2 separate regions of the Homo sapiens genome follow, and region 2 is linked to region 1. A link is a loop called in an ENCODE intact Hi-C map of the cell type or tissue named here. Cell type or tissue: heart right ventricle. All regions are shown on one strand.

What was found. Peaks named below come from ENCODE experiments on the same cell type or tissue, not always from the same donor. Only the 100,000 strongest peaks of a DNase experiment are listed, where the experiment ranks them.
Region 2: a loop joins it to region 1, with 2.0 times the contacts of the local background. A loop is called at or near these places in 3 of 110 quality-filtered maps.

The regions. Positions count from the first base shown.
Region 1 is chr12:42,968,407-42,970,906 of GRCh38, forward strand. No RefSeq gene overlaps it. Among named protein-coding and RNA genes, the nearest start is that of LINC02461, 190 kb to the right of the region's middle. In heart right ventricle, no CTCF peak of the experiment used is centred here; a DNase peak (open chromatin) is centred at 1,145; H3K27ac peaks cover 2,052 bases.
Region 2 is chr12:42,758,985-42,761,484 of GRCh38, forward strand. No RefSeq gene overlaps it. Among named protein-coding and RNA genes, the nearest start is that of LINC02450, 68 kb to the left of the region's middle. In heart right ventricle, no CTCF peak of the experiment used is centred here; a DNase peak (open chromatin) is centred at 1,107; H3K27ac peaks cover 635 bases.

The DNA.
Region 1 (2,500 bases):
CTTATTATGAAATCACTTAGAATAAAATAAAAACTCCTTGCAATCATGCTAGATTCCAGTCTCTGCCCCTCTCATCAATCTCATCTTTCTCACCCTCTCCTTTACTTGTTACACACCAGCCACACTTTCTCTATGTCCTGTAATATACCAAGTCTTCCCTACTTTGGGCCTTAGAACATGCTGACTCCTTTTCTGAAATGCTCTAATACCCCAACTCCCACCAACTAATGGTGACTCATCTCTGAGATTTCAGCCTAAATATCTTTTCACAGGTCACAGCTCAAGCATCTTTCTCCTGATCTCAAAGTGTATATCAGTTCTATTCACGTTTCTGTTTTCTTTCCTACCTGCCTGTTGTTTTCTTACACAGTACTTGTAATAATTTTAATTCTATCTTCTTCTGTGTATATACAATATTTATCTTCCTCCCTAGACTGTAGCTCAAGAGGGTGAGGATCATATCTTTTTCATCACCGTAAACTCATTTCACCACAAAGCTTGGCAAGGAGGATATACTTTAAATATTTAGATTTAATAGGAAATAAATGAATGGAAACATGGCTTTGCATATAAAGCATTAACACTGTGTCTGGCTTATAGTAAGAGTTTTATAAATGCCAACATTTATAATTTTAAACAGCAGGTATTAGATTTAGAGAGTGAGAGGGGTCAGAAAATTTTCCTGGAGGAAGTGACATTGGAATTGAAGTTTGATATCAAGTTCTTACTTTCTCATGTTTTTGGGCTTTACAGAACAGGGATTGTTAGGCTATATCAGTATGTTTTATGACAATCCATAAGAATTTTAAGAAAAAAAATGACTAATCCCTTTACTTTTGAAATTATTTAGCATAGTTTCTTCTGATGTGTTCAAAGCACTGCTTCACATTATCTCTTGGAGGCAGGTCACAGGAAAGATGGTTATTTCTGTTTCAGAGATAGAGAATTACAGAACAAAGAACAAAAGTGAAGTCAGGCTATGTGGTGGACCTTCTGGAACAGATGAAGGAATAAAAGGCAAAGGGCATCAAAGCAAACGTTAAAGCCAACAGGTCAAGGAAAGTATTACCGAATTCCCAGCAAGTTACATGTTTGGCTGCCGCAGGCTACATGCTGGAGCTGATATGTCCAAAGGGAGCATTCCGGAAAAGGGAGTGGTCTCCGTTCCAGCAGTCTGGACTCCCCAGAGTGAAACTCAAGATAGCCTCATTAGGAATCAGGATGGCTCTGTCAGAATAGGCCCTAGCCATGATTCCATGGACTGAAATGACCTCCAGCAGGTAAAAATAAGAGCTGATGAAGTCTGAGGACTTGCAAGGTGCTCACAGTCCTCATTTAGGAAGATTTTCCAGGATATACAGAAGATCTCAGATTAGAATACCTATTTATGGGGTTTTATAGGAAACCACCATGCTGCCACATACTCTATTATTTCAACTTTGCCAACTTAAGCTCATTTAAAGAGCTTAAAATAATCAAAGATGCTAAGTATTTAACATATGTTTCCGTAAAATGAGTGGAAGGAAGAAGGATAAGATCTTCCTTTTGGGCAATTCATTGGCGACTACTGCAGGAAGAAAAAAGTTTTGATTTTTGTTCAAGGAAGTTTTTTTTGTCTTTTTCCATTCTTCCTTCCTGTCTGGCCCCTAAAGTAAAAACTCCCAGAAAGCATAAAAACAGAGACTATCAAGCCTGACTCAGTTTCCTCTGTCTCCTCTTTGGCAGGCTTTTCCCAGCCCATCCGAATCACTGAAATCAGTATCATTCTTGAAATGAATACGGTTGCTTTCTCCTGCCTAACATGCCAGTCTCAGAGACTAAGGCTATGATTTCTTTGAGTCAACTTTTATTTAGTGTTTATTATGGGCCAAACTCTAAACTAAGCTCTAAATCTGCAAAGACAATAAAATAAGATGACTGCCAGTAAGAAATTCTAATCTGCTGGGTAGGGAGAAACACAATTTGCTGCAGTGTAATAATTATTCCTTGATAGACATAGTTTCTATGGGAGCCCAGGGAAGAGAATAAGACCATCAAATCATTCATTTATGGAGTGCTGACCAAAGGCGAAGCCTTACCCTGTATCTGGGAAAGATAAACACTGAAAAAAGAAAAGTTTCATTTCCTCCAGGAACTTAACATGCACTTATGAAAGGCATACACACACACACACACACACACACACACACATCAAATAATATATAATGATATCTATTTTAGGTTCCTAAAAACTAACTGTGAAAAAGTACTCCATGCTCAAAGGTGACTTCTATATCAAGCATTATAGCAGACTGGAAATCCTAAAACCCTCATCTACCTAAAAATGCTCAGTAAAATATTTAATATTTATTTTTAAATGCATTGCTGACCTGGAAACAAATTTGTATGAAGCGAAAAATAATGCAAAAGTAAAAATCCATAGAAGTAAGCCAGTGGTGAAAATCCCCCATTTTCCTAAAGTCACCTGCCATTTGCCCATAACTCAGAGCTTTGGTTTTGT
Region 2 (2,500 bases), 210 kb before region 1:
TTAGATTTGTCCGATTAAAAAAACTCATGTACAAAGCTGATGAGACCTATGTTAGTTGCAGGTTAATACTTGCTGATTTCTTGCCGTCAACTCTCCAGTAAACAAGAACGAAGGCATGGCCAGGCGCTCTCTGTTGCTGCCAGGAAGGGAGGCTTTGAGAAGCCAGCTGCAGGGCAGGGGCATGGCCAGGAGCATTGGTCTTGGAGCCAGATAATTTGGGTTGCACTCTTTGTTTGGATACTTCTCTTCCTTTGACCCTTCGTCACTTATGGAAGCTAGACCACAGTTTTCTCATCTGCAAAATAGAGGCAATGATGTGGTTCTCACAGATGGTTGTGAGATACAAGGCGGCAAGGTTTGAGACTGCTCCTTATAATTAAGTCGTTGGCATAGAGGAAAAGACTGGTGTTTGCAATCCCTTTACTAGGCAGCATCTTGGTGGGAATTCTGAGAAAGGACCCAGTGAGCCTATGGCCAGTCTCCTCCAACTTGGGATGGTGTCTAGATTCCAAACAAAGAGCCAGTGGGCAGCAGAAAAGCAAAGCACTGGTTTCTGACTGAGGGGCCATTGGGCCCCCCGTGGGAGACAGATCTTTAATAATGTTTTTAATGACAGTTCCTTTCCAATGTGGGGGAAGTCTGTACTGAGAGAAACTCGATGCCTCTGGCCTCGGGCGGCAGAATTACCATGTATCTTTTAATCTCAAGGAATAAGGAGCTTTAGTTCACAACAACCCTGTGCATCTTGTCTAGGCCTCCTGCTACACTGTGTTCAGGTAATCACATCAAATGGAGAAATCAGATAGTTTCTGGCTGATTCAAAATGTCCTGGCTGAGAGGCAGAGGAGATGTCAACAGAGATTTCAGGCTCATGGAAAAACGCTCAGGTCCAGCTTCATCTGCTTGTTCCATTCTAATCAGAGAGGTCCTCTGTGGGTCGTAAGACAAGAAACTAGGGGTTTAAAGGTCCCTCAGGAACCAGGGACCAAAATCTGGATCTGAGGAGCAAAATGCTTAAACAAGCTCTGTCTGAGGAGTGAAGGTTAAATGACCCCAGGAATGGGCCAGCTCTTTCTTAAGCAACTTCCTTGGTTTGGGGCCAGAAGGCCTGATGCCCAGTGTCTGTGAATGCACAGGATTGCAGGCGGAGTGCAGCACTTGAGCACCTTCTGTGCTTTTCAGCTCAGCCTTGGAGCAGTTTTATTCCATAAATATTATTATATTTTATATTATATATCATATATAAGTGTATTATAAAAGGCAAAATTGTGACCTGTTGGGTCTTGGACTCAGAACCCATGCTATGGAAAAAGGGACTTCACCCAGTAATAAAATGCTTTGGGATTAGTCCCATCAAAAAGATAAAAATCTTAAATTGCAAGCATCATAAGAGATCTAACTTTATTTAATCGTGGACACGTTTCCTGCTCTAACTTTTTAAAGATGGTCTGCATTTGAAAAGAATTAGGACAATCCTGTATCTTTGATCAACTTGAAAGTCTCTTTAGGGGAAGATATTTAACACTCTGGTTTTTAAACAGAAATCTAAATATGCATCAGCTAATAGTTTCCTACATTAAGCAGTATCAACTTTGCCATTTCATGACATCCAAATGAATAGGAGACCTGTTTTATGCTTAAAAGTGACTATCTGTGAACTAAACACACTTGACTGAGAGGTTTTTATGTGTCATTATTTTTGACACAGCTTGTCATTAGTTTTAACTTTGACCTGATTGCAATGAGGAATTTGGTTGTGCAAGCTTGCCTATTGTTTATCTATACTCAGACTTAATTATTGCTTCCCAGGTCAGTCATCACCATTTTAAGTGGAAAGAAATGGCTTTAACCCTTGGGATGATTCCCACAGAGTTTATTTTGTGTACTTGGATCATGAGGTCAGATGCATAGAAAAAGTGGTCACAGTACTCCTGGGGTGGGGGTGGGGTGAAGTGCAGTCCAGCTACTTGGTGGAGGAGAAAAGTGCGAGGCTTTCTCTCTTGTAGAATCACCTTAGTGGAGATGCGTGAGTCAAAAACTAAGGGGCAGAAGAACGGCCATTGTATGGTGTCTCAGAAGAGTCCTTCTTTCCGTTTCCCCACTATAAAGCTTTTTTTTTTTTTTTTTTTAATTTTCACCATTAAATTCCTTACAGTGGGAGGCACTATTGATACGATGGGCAGGGTAATTTTTCTCTTGTGTCTAATTCCTGGCTATTGCAGGATGTTTAGCATCTCTGACTTTCTTCCCCCAATTATTTTGGCAACAACAATGTCTCCAGAATGTTCAAAATTTACTAAACACATTAACCTGGTTAGTAGAGAACAAAGCATGACTCAGATGAGAAGGCCAGAGAAATTTTCTTGGGAAAAGAGAAGAGAGGGAAGCTTCAGATTCTGCTATAGATCATGTCAAGTGGTAGAGGTGCTAAAAATTTCTGTGGAGGAGCACCAGCAATGAACCTTGCCTACTAGAATTTAGCTGAATGTGTCCCTTGTTA